Regions from separate parts of the Mus musculus genome. Here regions 1 and 3 are each linked to region 2. The links are chromatin loops, found by intact Hi-C in ENCODE. Cell type or tissue: left cerebral cortex. All regions are shown on one strand. Links, peaks and the distances in the headings refer to the core of each region. The heading gives the core; the rest is flanking DNA.

The links. Hi-C counts contacts between places; a loop is a spot of excess contacts. Peaks named below come from ENCODE experiments on the same cell type or tissue, not always from the same donor. Only the 100,000 strongest peaks of a DNase experiment are listed, where the experiment ranks them.
Region 1: a loop joins it to region 2, with 7 times the contacts of the local background. A loop is called at or near these places in 13 of 42 quality-filtered maps.
Region 3: it touches region 2 in a loop (1.8-fold over the local background); 2 of 42 quality-filtered maps call a loop at or near these places.

The regions. Positions count from the first base shown.
Region 1 is chr16:45,193,776-45,199,228 of GRCm38, reverse strand. No RefSeq gene overlaps it. Among named protein-coding and RNA genes, the nearest start is that of Btla, 28 kb to the left of the region's middle. In left cerebral cortex, for the core only: a CTCF peak has its summit at 2,205 (motif pointing left); a DNase peak (open chromatin) is centred at 2,203.
Region 2 is chr16:45,605,316-45,610,768 of GRCm38, reverse strand. Slc9c1 (solute carrier family 9, subfamily C (Na+-transporting carboxylic acid decarboxylase), member 1) reads right to left here. Exons shown (of 28, transcript NM_198106.4): 28 at 3,768-3,952. The coding sequence ends at 3,908. Gcsam (germinal center associated, signaling and motility) reads right to left here and starts at 329. Exons shown (of 5, transcript NM_008099.4): 1 at 209-329. The coding sequence starts at 237. In left cerebral cortex, for the core only: CTCF peaks have their summits at 1,253 (motif pointing left) and 2,132; DNase peaks (open chromatin) are centred at 1,263 and 2,177.
Region 3 is chr16:45,327,127-45,332,579 of GRCm38, reverse strand. No RefSeq gene overlaps it. Among named protein-coding and RNA genes, the nearest start is that of Gm30636, 33 kb to the left of the region's middle. In left cerebral cortex, for the core only: a CTCF peak has its summit at 2,154 (motif pointing left); a DNase peak (open chromatin) is centred at 2,155; H3K27ac peaks cover 964 bases.

The DNA.
Region 1 (5,453 bases), core at 199-5,198, 410 kb after region 2:
CTGTGAACATTCTTGTACAAGTCTTTTTAAAACTTGTTCCATTTGGATGGGAATGGAAGACTCTAGGCTAGAATTGTTTTATCTCGATGTAGATGTATAGTTTGAAAGAAATTAAACTACCAACAAAACAACCAAGACTGAAAAGGCTTGGGGAAAATACTTTCAACCCATGTAGCTAATATGAATTTATGTCAAAAATACATGAGGTGTCTATAATTCAACAGAAAAAAAAACCATAATTTAAATATGGGCAGTTTTTAAAGGCTTTCTCCACAGGAAATAAATGGCTGGTATTGTAAAGCTAAACAAGAACCTACAGTTAGGTCTAGTTAATAGGCCCCAGGGGTCAACCTACTATTATTATTTTGTTAAATTGACCTAGTGTCAAACTGCTCTCTAAATTCATCTCTGTACCTATAGATTAGTGCAGCTCTCAGGCCTCATCAGATGAGTTTCTTTGTGCAGGGAACAGTGATTAACACAGAAACTCACAACTGGTGAAATTGCAAAGCATGAGTGTCTATAGAGCATCATCTGGAAACAGAACATCTGCATCACCACACCTCTTCCCTCCTTCCAAGGCTAGAGACCATCATGAAAGAAGACACAGAGAGATTGAAAGTCAGAGTTCTGGAAGATCAGGGTGACATAACAAGACCACTCTATTCGTGAAATCAGAAGCTGTAATTGTCTCTACAAGACCTGCACAAGATCAAATCGATCAACATTTCAACATGGAAAGAGGTTCATGAGCCACCACACCTAGATAAGGAGCTATTGACAGTTGATCACTTCTGGATGAGGGGAGGGTCAGTTTGAAGTGAACACCCTCAGGTAGGTTGACCATGCTCCAGTGAATAGCCCAACAGTCATGAGTATATGGAGAGCACAAACTGGATTTGGTTGGTTATTTTAAAAAATAGGACATGAGTTGGGAGGGGGTGGATCAAACCAGGGATAAGTTGGGGAGTGGTAGGAGCTTAATATGATCAAAATACATTGTAAGCATGAACGAAATTCTCCAACAATTAAAACAAATATATTAAAACATTAAGTGTTGTGATTGCTTTGAAAAAAAAAATCTCAACAATGAAAAACAGTGGGCACAAAAGCCATGCAGCTAATAAGTAAATGAAGAGATGCTTAAAATCACCATCCATCAACTAAAGCAAACCCAAACCACAGTGTTTACTACTGCACAGTTCTTATAGTGGCAATTGCCACAGCTTGAAAATGGTTTGCGTTCTCCAAAGGTCTGAGTTCTAAAGCTTGGTCCCCAGCATGCAGTAAATGAGTGGAACTCTTAAGAAGTGGGCGTGTCATAGGACTGTTCCTTCTGGAATAGATTAACATTGTTTGTGAGCTTAAGCCTTGTTTTGTCAGCATTGCTTGGTCCCTGTGAGATGGGCCCAGTGTTTTCTTTCTTACCAGGCAATCTCTTCCACAAATGCTTTTTTGCCATTGATACCATCCATCACCAGTCCCACACTGGAGTCCAGCAATTTCAAGAACTATAAGCTACACAAGCCTACTTTCTTTATAAAGTATCTAGTTCTAGGTATTTTGCCTTAGAAAATAAAAACGTACCAAGAATCTATAATGAAGGAAAAAAAATGAGTTTTATCTGCTTCAAAATCCAGTTACTTGAAAGGCTGCCTGGACTATAGAGTGAGTTCAAGACCAGACTGAACAACCCAGTGAGACCCAGCCTCACATAAACAGTATGCTTAAAAGAACTGGGTACGTATTTCAGCAGTAATGTATTTACCTAGCATGTATAAGACTCTAGGTTCGACACGTACCAGTGCCAAAAAAGAAAACACAGCTCAGTAGAAAATGTTGGTGAGAATGCAGTTATCTATTTCTTGATGTATAAAACTCTCCCCTCCTCCCAAATGCTATGAGAAAGGCCAATATATCAAGTGATAACATATTCCTCTTGGTAGATAGCAGTAGGGAAAGAACTGAAGCCCTCCAATTCCTGGAATTCCCAATGTAGTTCTTTAACACCAAGTGCTTCTGGAAACAGGACTTTGAAAAAAATCACCAGAACAAAATTAATTGGTTTAGTCCGTTCCTCTCATTTTACAAGTAGGCATTCAAGTATTCTGTGTTAAATACGAAGGACAAAAGCGGCACAGGATTGATACTCAATGCCTACCAGCAATCCCCTACATGCTCAAATTTTGTGCTGTTCTACTGCCCTCTGCTGGACAAATATTTCTGAGTGTGTGACCCACGACTCCTGAGAATTGGCATCAGTATACATACAGCATCCCAAGAAATGGGACAGTTCTGAGTCAGGGAGGCAGGACTTGTGGAGGAATAGAATATGAGGCAGAGAAATAGGGGGATGTCTAGCTCTTTGGCTCTAGTGAAGGGAAGAATTGGTACGGGCATGGGGGCGGTTCTTATTGTTCTACAAATTTGTAAAGTCAGAAATCTTCAGCCACAGCTACACATACCAAATCTGAAATGACAGATAAATAATCAAATAAGTGGAAAGTGAAAGAAAGCAAAAGGGCAATAAGTAACTTTATTCAGATCAATGCTGAAGAACTAGTCTCAGTTTCACAGCTTTAGCTGCTATATAGTACCTTATAAAACTACCTGTGACACCTGCATGTTTCACTGGTTGTAAAAAATCAAACAATTTCAAAACCAATTGAAATGTTTTGTGTTAAGATGAAAAATTAAATAAAACTACCTGTGATTAATGAGTAGAATTCTCCCAATTCATACCACCATGAACAGAACCAGCGTCCTCCCAGATGTCCCCTACGGTGCTCTTCAACCATTTCTTTAGGATATATGCCCTACAGTAGGAGTTCCTTGACCAGGTTCTAAGAAATTCTTCTCCCAAAACGCTACACCAGTCAACTGTGCACCAGCTGTGCACCATGGGGGCATAGTGAGGGTTTTTTTTTTTTAAGTTGCCTATTTCTAGTTCATGTTTCTTTAAATTTGAAATTTCTGACCATGGTAGTAGGCCTTCAGGGTAGCCAACTATGATCTATGCCGTAACATTCACATGAAAGTGTATTTTCCAACTACATTGAGTAGAATGAGGGACATGCAGTGTGTAAATTCTAAGAGTCAGTCAAGGGAGAGATCCTGGCTTCTTTCCCACCCTCTTAGGTAAGTTTCTCTGTCTGGGGATACTAGACAGCTATCTAGGGAGGTCCCCGTACCATCACCAACTTGCCCATTGTAATAATCTTGTCCACTTGAAGATCCATCTCCAGGTATGTCTGTGAGGGTATTTGCAGAGCCTAATAAATGAACAACACAGTCCGAATGCAATTGGTGCCATACACTGAGACCCTGGGGGCCTAGATGAAATGATAACGAGACAGCCAAGCATTGGCATTGCCTCTATGCTTCCTGGCTGGCTATGAGGCCAGACCTCCTCTATCCCATTTTCCTATCAATTCATGTTATTTGATCATAGTAACACAAAAGCTAATATATCTGATATATGGACAAGTGCTTTTACGGGTGAAATTTGCAGTTTTAGCCTTCAGGTACTTGCAAACATGGCTGCATGAGTGCTGCATCTCACCTGACCCAGAAAAACACGTGAGGCCACTCAAAGCTCCAGGTTTGTCTTAGTCCATTCTTTGTCTTAGGCAACTCTTATAAAGGAAGACATTTCATTGGGCTTGCTTACAGCTCAGAGGTTTAGTCCAGTATCAGCACTGTGGGAAACATGGCAGCACAGAGACATGGTGCTAGAGAAGAAACTTGAGTGCTACATCTGGGCCACAGGCAGCAGGAAGAAAAAGCTACTGGAACTGGCTTTGGCATTTGAAACCCCAAAGCCCACCCCTTCCCCAGCGACACACTTCCTCCAACAAGGTCACAACTACTTCAACAAGGCCATGCCCCCTAAATCTCTTTCAAGTAGTGTCACTCTTTGATGACCAACCAAATATATGAACCTATGGGGGTCATTTTCATTCAAACCACCACAGGATTCAAACTAACATTGCTTTAGCTACGGAGCTGTAGGGTAATTTTTATACACAGACATTAATATCCCACCAAAGTCATTGCTAATTTGCAGGACTTCTCTGTATAAAGGTGAAACAGACATCTGTTATGAACTTTACAAATACCCTCTCTCAACTATTTGTCTGCAAAATCTATCCATAGTGTCTTTAAAAGAATACTTTTGGCATAATCACACTTTTTTCCTGCATTATAGTCCATGTTAAAAGGACAATGGGATAGATGGGGCTGGTGTTTGGGAGACTCTCTGGGGAGCGAAGCTTGGGAGAGGTTGGAGGGAGGAAATGGAGGTAGCAAAGTGACATAGTTATATTTTAATTTAAAAATGTTAAATCCTACTGCATCCTTGATCACAGTATATTGTCTTATATTTTGCTTTAGAAAGCTGTGATTTTATACTTACTTTAGGCTTAATGCCATTCTTTCATTGTCTAATCAGAAATTTAGCATGTTCTCTTTAATGTCTGGGAAATGGGAAAAGTGTAAATTTTCTTATCTGTAGCAACTAACAAACTTCATGAAAATCAACATTCTTGGGCTCATACATATAACACAACTCCCATTTTCTTACTTCTTGATATATATTTTCTGATGTGACTGGTTTTAAGTTGAGGTTGCCTTTGATATTATAAGGCCAAATACTACAGAATAAAGTATGCATCCTTTAGATAACTGAATTTTGAAGGTGTTCAGAGCTCTCAAATCATTATTTGAATTACACCTTTAAATTCACCATTTTTACACTGCTAAAAACACAAATATCAAAATGTTATGCAGCAAGTGCATTGGTAAGTCAGTGCACATCACCACCTTATGTGCAGAGAGCAGAATATTTCCCACCATCTACCTTCACTGAGTAACCTATTGTGGAACTGAACTGGTATTCTTGAAATATACAGATTTCTGCCTCAGAATGTAGAAAACTAGGAAACATTAATTTCATCCTTAAAGCAAAGCAGAATAAAACTAAATTTGTATTTATAACTTTATACATCATAGAGGAAATCTGAACACAAATGAAATTAGCTGGTCCAAAATTTGACCAGGTGGGAAGAGCGCTGACTCATGCTCCATGTATGTCAGCTGGGACAGGAAACACATTGAAGAGAGTGGACAATGGAGGAAAACTGTCAGAATATAATTTTGAGTCCTCAATAATTTTCAGATTCTCTTCCCATAAAGTCTATCTGGCACTCATCAGAAAACATCAGAATGAGCACTCAGTAGTGTCTATTGTGGTACATAACTGGAGGTGGAGGTGGGATGGTAGTCACACATCTTGAGTAGAAATTCCATCTTAATACCTCCATTATGGTCAAATTCATTAAAAAAGAATCGCCAAATTCACCCTAGAATATATGAAGCCAAGGATTCAATTTCTAGCACTTCATAAACTGGGCATGATGGAGTACACCTGTAATCACAGAATTCTGGAGGTGGAG
Region 2 (5,453 bases), core at 180-5,179:
TAATAAGTTCTTTCTCTCATTTCACCTGTTCTTATGTTCTCATTGTCTCTGTGTGTGAAAACCTGTAAGGATAGTCACATGGTGTATGGCTCAGGAGGGACTGAATTCTTGTCACACCCCTTCCCTAGTCCATTCACCCTAAAAGCTGTCCTCTTTTTTTCTTTCACCTCTGGCTCAGGTCTCTGCTCGCAGGAGGGAGTGAGCTCACCTGGTTGTCCTCTGCAAACAGTTCCCCATGAGGCAGGCCCCTCAGCACCTTCCCTCTGGTAGTCTCCACTTCCTTCTCAGCCGGCTTGCACCTTGGTCTGGCACTGTGCTCTGTAACTGGCAGTTTCCGACTGACAGTAGCTTCAGAGCTGCTCTGGTCACCCGTGTAGAGTCAGAAAGAGGAGGTGCCTGCTGGATGGTGGAGGAAGAGGCTGAGGGGGAGATGAGAGGCACATTTGTGTGTCTTGAAAGACCAGGGCCTTGATGCACCAGACTATTAACCAAAGGAAAAAAAGGTTGGTTAGGGAGAGGGTTAGCCACTAGGGAGTCCCAGGCTTTTCCTAACGGAGGAACCATGGGAGATTTTCCATGGCAGACACCTGTATTTAGTAAGAAAGTCAAATGGGAGAGGATCATTGTTTAGAAGCAAACAAAACAAAAAAGTCTGAAATATCAAATACCCCCCCTCAAAAAAAAAAAAAAACTCCAAAAGGGAAAACAGAATCAAGCCACAGTCTAGCTGGGCATATATAAACTTTCAAAATGTACTCACGAGCACATATACTGGAGTAACTGTACAAACAAGGCAAGTTGAGAGGGACCATTGCTGAGTGAAGTGGCCACAGAGCCATAGAGAGGGGAATCATAGGGTAAAATGGTTTGATGTGGGAAATGGGAAAAATAGGAGCACTCTAATTACTGTGTGTGTGTGTGTGTGTGTGTGTGTGTGTGTGTGTGTGTGTGTGAAGGATGATAAATCCAGAAGGAAGAAGGTAAAATAACAGTAAGGATGGCTGAAAAAGTCATAAGGAGTCATACTACTAGCTCTCTACCTAAAAATACCTGTAGTTATGGAAGTCCGTGCATAAATATATTGGTTTAAATAAAAATTCCCCATCTTGTCTGACAATGCCTCCTCCAAAAGTCAAAATTCATCTAACCGAAACGGCAGCACCACCCTTTATAAATCATCTTTTGAGCTGTTGGTTAGGGCTATCAAAGACTCCCTAAACACAGAGCCTTATTGCTATTGCTCTTGGCTGCCCTCTAAAGGCAGAATTTGAGTCCATATTGCTGCAGATACCTTGCATTTCAGAGGCCCAGACTCCCAGGACCCAGAAATAACCTGAATATCTCCTGGACTGCTTGCCAGGAGCACCCCACTCCCTGCACAGACAGGTGGCAATGATATTAGGAAAGGATCTTGTTCTTTGTCTCCACCGTAGTGGCTGTGTGTCTGTGCCTTCTTTACTATGGTACTAAGGATGTGTAAACTGTATATAAGTTATACTGCTTAAATGAATCCTGGGACTGCAATCATCGTTTGAATGATGGTTGTTTCTTGTTTGGTTACTCATTTGTTCATCCCGTCAACAAGTGTGTGTTGAGAACCTACTGTGTGCCGAGGACCTTGGGCTCAACAGTGAGCAGAACAGAGGAGATATATTTCTTTATTTGACTTTCAGCAATACAGAAGTCATATCTAAGGCAAACAGCAGGATGGGGACTGTCTTAGTTATTGTTCTGTTGCTGTGAAAGACAATATGAACAAATCACCCCGTATGGAAGAAAGTAATTGTGGGCTTGCTTCCAGTTTCAGGGGATTCACTCTGGTGGAAAGCAGACAGGCGTGGCCTAGGAGCAGTCGCTGAGAACTTCACATCCTGATCTGCAGGCAGCAGAGAGAACAAGGACTTTGCCTTGTTTGGGATTTTTTTGAAAGCTTTAACCACCACCACCACCACCCTCCCCCACAACTGAAAAAAGGTCACACATACTTTAACAAGGCCACACCTCCTAATTCTCCCCAAATGTTTACACTGGCTGTTTACAACCAGAGTCAAAGCATTAGGGGCGGGGATTGAAAAATCAGTCTGCCTTGTCATTTTGGGTTATTGAATCCCAGTTTTCAAGTTTCAGTTTTACTACCGACCACTAGATGAAGACACTGAGCTGTGGAAGTCTCAGATACCAGGAAAGAAAATGTGTTGATTCTGCAAGAGGTGGAGCTGGGCATTCACTACATTGTTGGTGTGGTACAGACTTGGGGCTAAATAAACTGCTCCCACTGCACAGGTGAAAGTGTTACAAGTCCAAAAAGGAAATCTCTGAGCTCTTCTCTCTTTAGTCCCATCAGCATTTACTCCAGTACTTAAGACCTGTAAGAAATTACACTCCCTGAACTAGAAACAAAAACCTGGATATTTATACCAGTGAGATTTATGAGCTGAGATCTTTGCCCTTATCTACTCCTTGTTTGCTGTTGTGTGGGCAGTTAACCACCAGTGTAAAAACGATTCCCCTCTACTTTTATATAATAAGGTAACAAGATCTGAATAACCGTGCTTTACTGGATTTCTGACAGTCACAAACTCTAGAGCTTTTTTATATGTGAATTCTGTGGTTATCTTGCTACCAGTTCCTGCTTTTTGTAGGCGAGTAGGAATAAAAGAGCTCTACATGTTCTTTTCAGGTTGTTGTTGAGCTTCGGGTGTGGCAGAGATCTAGATCTCTGTGACAGGATCAATTCCTACGTTGGAGTTTTACATAGGATCTTTACAATCCAGACTATGCATCAAGCCGGACACTGACAATCATTGAAATTGGGCCTGTATACTTCTCTTTAGTAGCCTAGATTTCGAAAATAAGACCAAGACAACCTCAGCAGCCTAGCAAATGGCACATGATTAAACCAGCTCACAACTGTATAGTGAGTCCATCACATAGTGAAGATATCAAGCAATTTATCTGAATTCTCTAAGTTCCATTGCTTCCTCTTCAAAACGAGGCTAACCACCCCTTCCTCCATAAATACACTGATATCCTCATAAGCTGTTGGTAGAGAACGCGTCTCCCCTCTCCTGATGCTTGTTTCAGATTGAGGGGTAACTCTCCATTCATTGTCTTTGCATTCTTCAAACCCTGTCTCCTCCCAGAGGCCTGGAGGTTTCTGCTGGATAGTGCCACTGCTGCTGATTTGTGATGGTTTGTATATGCTTGGCAAAGGGAGTGGCACTATTTGGAGGTGTGGCCTTGTTGGAGTAGGTGTATCACTGTGGGTGTGGGCTTTAATACCTCCATCCTAGCTGCCTGGAAGTTAGTCTTTTAGCAGCCTTCAGATGAAGATGTAGGACTCTCAGTCTTGCCTGTACCATGCCTGCCTGTACTTTTCCATGCTCTCATCTTGATAATAATGGACTTTACCTCTGAATCTGTAAGCTCGTCCCAATTAAGTGTTGTCTATGACTGCCTTGGTCATGGTGTCTGTTCACAGCAGTAAGACCCTAAGACACTACTGAATAGGACTGCTAGTATCCTGACAAACTGAGATTGGAATCACCCCAAAATACTACTTTCTAAACATGTCCACATCCCCTTGTCCTATTTACCATCTATTCTCCCCTACCTTTGGATGATGGGCTAGAAGGGGGTCGAAGTGTTTGAGAATCCTTATTAAAAGTAGGTTTAAAAAAATATAAGCCTACAAGAAAATCTTAAGAGTCTTATTTTATCCCCCCACCCCAGTCTAAATACAGAAATAACATCATTTGGAGAGTTGGTTGGTTAGTGTGAGATGCTTTAATTCACATTATCACATAAAAGGCACATAAACTTTGGCTTGTCTCTATCTCCAGAAATAAATATTTTCATGGTCATTTTGAAAAGCTTAGGCAGCGAACTGAACTTTCCAGGCGACTCTTTAGATGTTAATATTCTCTTCTATCAATTCCTCATTTTCTTGATTCTAAAAGTGGATATGAAAACATAAATCAGATTTCAGGTCTTTTTAAAGAAAGTATAATGGTTAAGCTTTGTCAACTTGATGCATTCTGGAATCATCTGAGAAGAGAGTCTCAAGTAGGATTGTCTGCATTGCAGTGGCTTGTGGGCATGTCTACATGGCACTGCCTCAGTTAAGTTACTTGAGGAAGAGTCAGTCTGGTGTGTGCAGTTTTATTCCTTCTGCAGGGGGTCCTGAACTATTCAGGAGCAGAGAAATCAAATTGAGCACAGGCAAGTAAGTACGACGGTAAATGCGTATGTATTTATTTCTTCCTGCTCTTAAGTGTGGCAGTGATGGGAAGTTCTAGCCTTTACTTCCCATCAAAGCTGGATTCTAATGTAAAATTATGAGCTGAAATAAATTCCTTTCTTCTCCAAGTTGATGTTGTAGTCTGTCGCAACAACAGAAAGAAAACTAGAACACAAGGGTTTGATGGACAGAGGAGTGCTGGTGTGGGACCTGACACAGAGCAGAGGAGGCAAGCCTGGGACTCTTACAGTGGTCATTGTACATACTCCATCCTGAAGGACCAGAACAGGGGTCTCTTGATGGGCAGGGCTTTGAGGGGTTATCTTGCCATCTCAAGGAAAACCATGTTCTGGGATGATAGTGGTGGGAAGGAACATGGTAGTAGGCCTCAAACATAAGCAACATCTAACACTTGGGAATAAAAAACATCTACTCAAAAACACAGCTGGATGGGTTCGTGTATACATTCAACTGGCTGCTATTTCTGTCTTTCCTTAAACCCTCAGCTTCTCAATGCTTTTGCTTTAAAGAAGAAAGAAAGAATATCATGCAGTCATTAGCTTTCTGCCTCAAACTAGATTTCTCAAATACAAGAACTATAAGTGTGTGTGCCATTTAAAAAAAAACTGATGGACAAGCACCATTCTTTTTAAACAGGTACAAGAATACTAGCTTCCCTGGCTCTTTTCCATCTCTAAAATATGTCAAGAGGCTGAGTTCCATAAGCTTGGTTAGCTTGCCAAGTAAACTAAATTTACTTTATATTTTTACCTTTAACTGTTTTCTTTACATGATTTTTTAATTGAATTTTTCTTTTGCTATCCTAGGCCTAGATGGTTAGTGTGGAGCTTTCTGAGAAATTCAGTTTAGTCCAGGACAGAAGAGATTAGAATACTCTGCACTGCATTCATCAAAGACTGTGATTCTAGGGGCTAGCTGCTGCTTTCCAGACTGAATAATCCGAGATGCTTTGCAGAGGTAGTTGTAGAAGCTGTGGCAGCCTTTGAACCTGGCCAAATTCAGAACATGACAGAGGTAAAGGGGCTCAGATTTCAGCCATCATTATCCTTGCTGATGCTAGTGTGCTAATATGATTCAAGATAAATTCAAGATATTCTGCCATCTCTTGAATTTGTTAGTCATTTGTATAATATTTACACAAGAGTATGTTAGCAACCTATTATAGGCTTGGCAAAGAGAAATCTTCCTACTG
Region 3 (5,453 bases), core at 268-5,267, 280 kb after region 2:
CAAAAATCTGAGTTTTATAATAGGAAATCAGACTGTTTAACCTCAATTCCTGCCGTTTACCATTTATCTGTTGTTCTAGTTAAGGTTACTATTGCTAGGGTGAAACACCATGACCAAAAGCAAGATGTGGTGTCAGTATGTGGCTTACAGCTCCACATGGTCTATCACTGAAGAAAGTCAGGAGCACAGTCAGGGCCCAAACCTGGGAGGCAGGAGCTGATGCAGAGGCCATGGCAGAGTGTTGCCTACTGGCTTGCTCCTCATGGTTTGCTCAGTCTGTTTTTCTTATAGGACCCAAGACCTCCCCTGTTAATCACTAATTAATAAAATGGCCTACAGGCTTGCCTGCAGCTCAATCTTTTTATATATTTTTTTTCTTTATTTACATTTCAAATGTTTTCTCCTTTCTAGGTCTCCCTTTCAGAAACTCCCTATCCCATCCCTCCTCCTCCTACCTCTATGAGGGTGCTCCCCCACCCACTGTCCTGTGGCTGTTGAGACTAAAGGACATTAAGAGAGGCCCTTCCAAGGCTGTGTGCTTGTCCAGCCTACTTTTTTCTGCCCTTGGGTCTTTTGCAGTGCCTGAAGCTAAGCCCGTGTACACTTCCTGCTGCAGCTTAATTGTACAGATTTCTTCCTCAAGGCTCCTCCTCTCTGATGATTTTAGCTTGTCTCAAGTGGACAGAAAACTATCCAGCATGTCCATGAGCAAGGAGGTGTTACTCTGCTCAAGTAAGGACACCTCAGCTACTACAGATGCTACAATCAGAGGCAATACCTGACTGAGTTATTGATAGTCAACTGCTATTCTCCACAATCCATATGTCTTCTGTGCTGTCTAGATAGAAAAGTTAAGGGGACATGGTGGGAACCACGACTCGTGCATCTTTCAAGTCCTTGGTAGTGGTGCTCATTTCTGTAACTCCTAAAAGGATGCAACACTGTTTTTGATTCACTATTTTCCTTGGCACGGGGAACTCTAAAGGCTTCCATTTAGCCTTTCCAACCATAATAGCTCTCATTCCCCAGTCAGAAAACCAATGGGAGAAGTCTGCCAACATCTAAATATATCTATCCCAATTATACATTCTGGGATTGGGGGAAAAAAAAACCCACCACCACAGGATGAATTTGAGGACATGCTGGCCCTACTATGTATAGGACATGGGCCAAACTTCCATTAATCACCTGACCTCCAAAAGCTCCTATTTAACTGGAAGGCCACTGTGTTTCTCGGGATCTCCTGGGAAAAGCGTTAATTCAGGACTAGCATCCAACAGACCCTGAAAAGTCTGATTGTTTTCATTCCCCTGGTGTACAGTTACTTTTGTAAAAGGCTGTATTTCCCTCTGGGGAAGGACTGGAGAAAGGCTAATGGTCAAACTTTTAAGTATTTTATCAATATCCTTCCTTGGGGGAATCTGGCCACCCTTTCTCTCACGGAATTCTGGGTCTGCAAACCAAGGCTCAAGGGTAGAAATTAATTCACGAGCCTAGGCTACAACATGAGACCCCATCTAAAATAAGTAAACAAAATAAATAAATAAAACTTGCCGAACTGAAAAACCAGCAACTATTTTAGAAGTCTCTTCTCAGGCTCACTTCCTCATTTCATAATAAGAGCCCTCAGAAATGTTACTTCTGAAATTATGCCAGACCTAGAAAAGCAATAAATCTCTATTATATAATTAAGACATCTCATATTAAGGATGAACATGGACTATTACATCTATTCTTGTTTAATATTAGGAAACTGAGGTTCAGAGAGATGTTAGATTGACTTTCCGTGTAGCCCATAGCAACCTGAGATACTAATCCTGTTGGCCCACCCTTCAGTACAGCACCTAAAGTGTATGTAGACGAATGTTTTGAAGTATCTTAACTTATGCCTTCCTTTTCCCATGTAGAAAAACATCCTGACTTTTTGACCTAATAAAAGGAAAAACCATGACTGATCTTGGGACCAGAATGAAGCAATCCTTCATTGTGGGCTTTCCCACAAGTGCTCACTCTTCGCTCATTCATTATTCACTGGTTTCAAATATTAAGGTTTTGAGATCTTGTTCTTCCAGAGAACCTGGGTTTGAGGCCAAGCAACCCTGTGGTGGGTCAGCATTGTTTATAACTCTTGTTCCAGGGAATCCTATGCCCTCTTCTGGATTCTGAGGGTACTTCATGAATGCAGGTAAAACATCAAAACACATAATTGTTTTAAAAGTAGAAATGTTAAAAAAAAATAGATCAATTCCTTTCGAATGCAGTTGGGCTGATGCTCATGAGACTGAATTAGTGATTGCTAAGCTGGATTCTGACGAAGCTTGGGCATCTTCACTTGGGTTTCCTAGCATGAATTAAGTCTATGCTCTTGATGATCCCAACTTTGAACATTGTAGGATACAACAAGCTTATTCTTAAAAATGACCCAGCTTCAGGTATTTTCTTATAATAACAGAGATCAGAGTAGGACTGTGGGAGAACTCTGCTATTCAGGTCACAATCTCCTGTGTCTGGATGGCTTTCTGAGTTTGGTGCAAAATGAAGGGCTCACTTTCTCAACAGGGCTTCCTTTTCTCTGCCTGACTGTCTGGAGAGTGTCCCTGAACACAGGTGGCTGGCCTTGTCTGCAAAATGACCTTGTGCAGAGCTCTCTGCAGGGGCTGCACAAGTCAGAGCACAAGTCCCTTTCTGGCTTCTTGCCCACATGATAATTATATGCTGTGACCAACCAGCCCTTAGGACATAGGGCATTAAGCCAGGGGTCACTGCAGACCTCTACATTTGAAAGCGAGTTAATAGTGTTGAAGTAGTCCAGCTTTGCTTGAAAATAAAGGAAACTGTGAGACTCCCCACCCAACTGCATGAAACTGGACACTATCTGTCCCACTGCACCAACAAGGCTGGCACTTTCCAGGAGTTAGAAGTTCAGAATCTCAGGTTTTACCAGGGATTCAAATACACCTCTGTCTACGTGGTCTATAGTTCACCAAGTACTCTAGATGTCTGGTAGGCACAGTCAAATTTGAAAAGCCCTAAATAAAAATAAACTTAAGAACACCGTGTTCTAAGCAGCAGCTTTCTATCTTTGTGATGCATAATAGAGTTGTCTCTATGAATCCTTTTATTAATAACACTCAAGTTTATGAGGAAATTGAATTCAGCAAACTTTATTGTTTGATTTCCTTGGGAATAAACCATTCTATTTTTAAAAGAGTAGGAAAGTTCCTAATCAGATTTCTACCGTTCCCACCAACGGTTTTGCTATTGTTGTTGTTACCATCCAAGGCTGTGCAGAAATGCATCTCAGGGTGGACTGTGCAGAAACTTAGAGGTCACTATAACTATAGTTATAAAGGGAGGGATGGCTACTTTTTGATCTGACAGTAGATCTTAGGGGTCACCCATGTGGAACTGGTTTTGCAAGAAGGTAAGAGTTATAAGGGCATAAATGCTGCATCAAGATTCTAGAGAAAATCCTGGGAAGTAGACAGCATGTAACATAGTCAAATTCCCCACTGGGCCTTTGGACAAACTGTGCTGCTGTTCTTGGCCCTCTGGAAATTTCATAAGCACATATGCCATACCAAGTTATAATGATGCCAGTGTGGCCTCTGGGTCCCAGCCCTTTAAGCATCAACATGATTACCTCCATGAATAGCCACTGGTTGTGAATCAAGAGCTGTACCCCTAGAACCTGACACCCTGGCTTTGCTTTCATTTCTCTTCAGTGTCATGATGACCCTGGCTGATTTACCGTTACCGCAACTTCTGGCATGTTGAATTCATTGTTTAAATGCTCCAGGACATCACTACCCTGACTAATGTTGTTCTAAGAACTAGACAAAAAACACAAGCAGACATTGGGTACATTGTATTCTTATGCCAGGGGCCAGATGCAGAATTCAAAAACATCTAGAAAACACAGGGTTAATGGAAGGCCTCATCTTCTCTCTCAGCCTGCCTCATCCTGTTTCCTGATTTCTATAATGTCTACTGTCTCCATTTTTAGCCATTTTTTTCATTTACCCTTTTGATCTGCACAAAAAGCCTGCTTTTTGTATCAAAGAGGTATTATGTAATTTGCATGCTGTCATTATGACCATGAATTTCCTTCAATTAATTCACTGAGTTGTTTTTGTAGAGGGAAGTGTTACAAAGGCTTATGGGAAAACACATTATATAATAAGACTATTCATAGAAATGCAAGATAACTTCTTGTTAAAATTAACTCTTATATTGACCCTCAATTCTTTTTAAAAAATTTTCTCAAAGCACATTTTTGTTCAAGTACTGAAAGAAGTCCATTGACATCAGATTCAAGTACCATGAAAATTGGGGGGGGGGGATTAGAAACTGTGATCCAAAGATGCAAAATTATAATTTTGTGATCCAAAAGTAGACAAGACTCTCTATACAGGAGGGTTTAAGAAGTGAACGTTGATAGGGGTACTGGACAAACATAGAAGGCAAATTCCCTGTTCTCTTCCTCTTGTCCTTGCCCCTTACTGCAAGCCTCACCTGGTTGGCTCAATTGCTTCACTATTAGTGACTTCTAACCCCCTTCTTCCTGTTTCCCTCCTAATCCTCTCCCCGTTAAAGAAAAGAGACTGAGCAATAAATCCACCCGAAGTGGAAGATTCTCCCCACTACAGACAGGACAAAACTAGAAGGAAGATATTTCAACATGCTTGTGCTAAGGACCAGGTTAGGGGAGAACTCTGGGTGCTATGCATAGATGATGATATTAATGCCTAAACAGACCAGCTCCATAAGACCCAAAACATACAAGATGCTCTAGAACTCAAAAAGATTGATACTGAAAGAAGCAACAGATGGGCAATTATATTAGAATAAGGCATAATAAATACAGGTATACATTTGATTCAGGCTTTTATAATATGTGCTACTTTTTTAAGTTTATGGATTCTAATCAGTGTTTAGAGATGCTGAAACAATTCATAAATGTTGATATGATTTTAAAGAAATAACATGTCCATCCCACATATCTGAAAACATCCTCAAGTGATGATTGTCCTTCATACCTGTGTACTCTTCAACAGAAATCAACCCTCTGGAGCCTTTCCCTCTGGCTCTGGGCAGTGAAAACTAAGACCCCATACCTAACTTGCTGCTAAGTTTCAAAACTTGAATCACCCACACATCTTCCTTTCTGTGGTTAACTTTCTCCCTTACTTAAGTAATTTTAACAGCTTCTTAGTTGCCTCCGTCCTGTTTTTTTCCTTTTGATTACTACACACACACTTGTATGAAGACGTATACATTCACTGCACTGTGGGAATCCTCACACACAGTAATAGATGTTTCCTAACAGCTCACTGGCCAATCAGATGCTGATGTTTCCCTTCCCAACACATAACACTGCCTTCATTTATTAATTTTTGAGTAGGATGGTTGACTTCAACTTCTTCCTACTCTAAAGCAGTAGCCACTGGTGA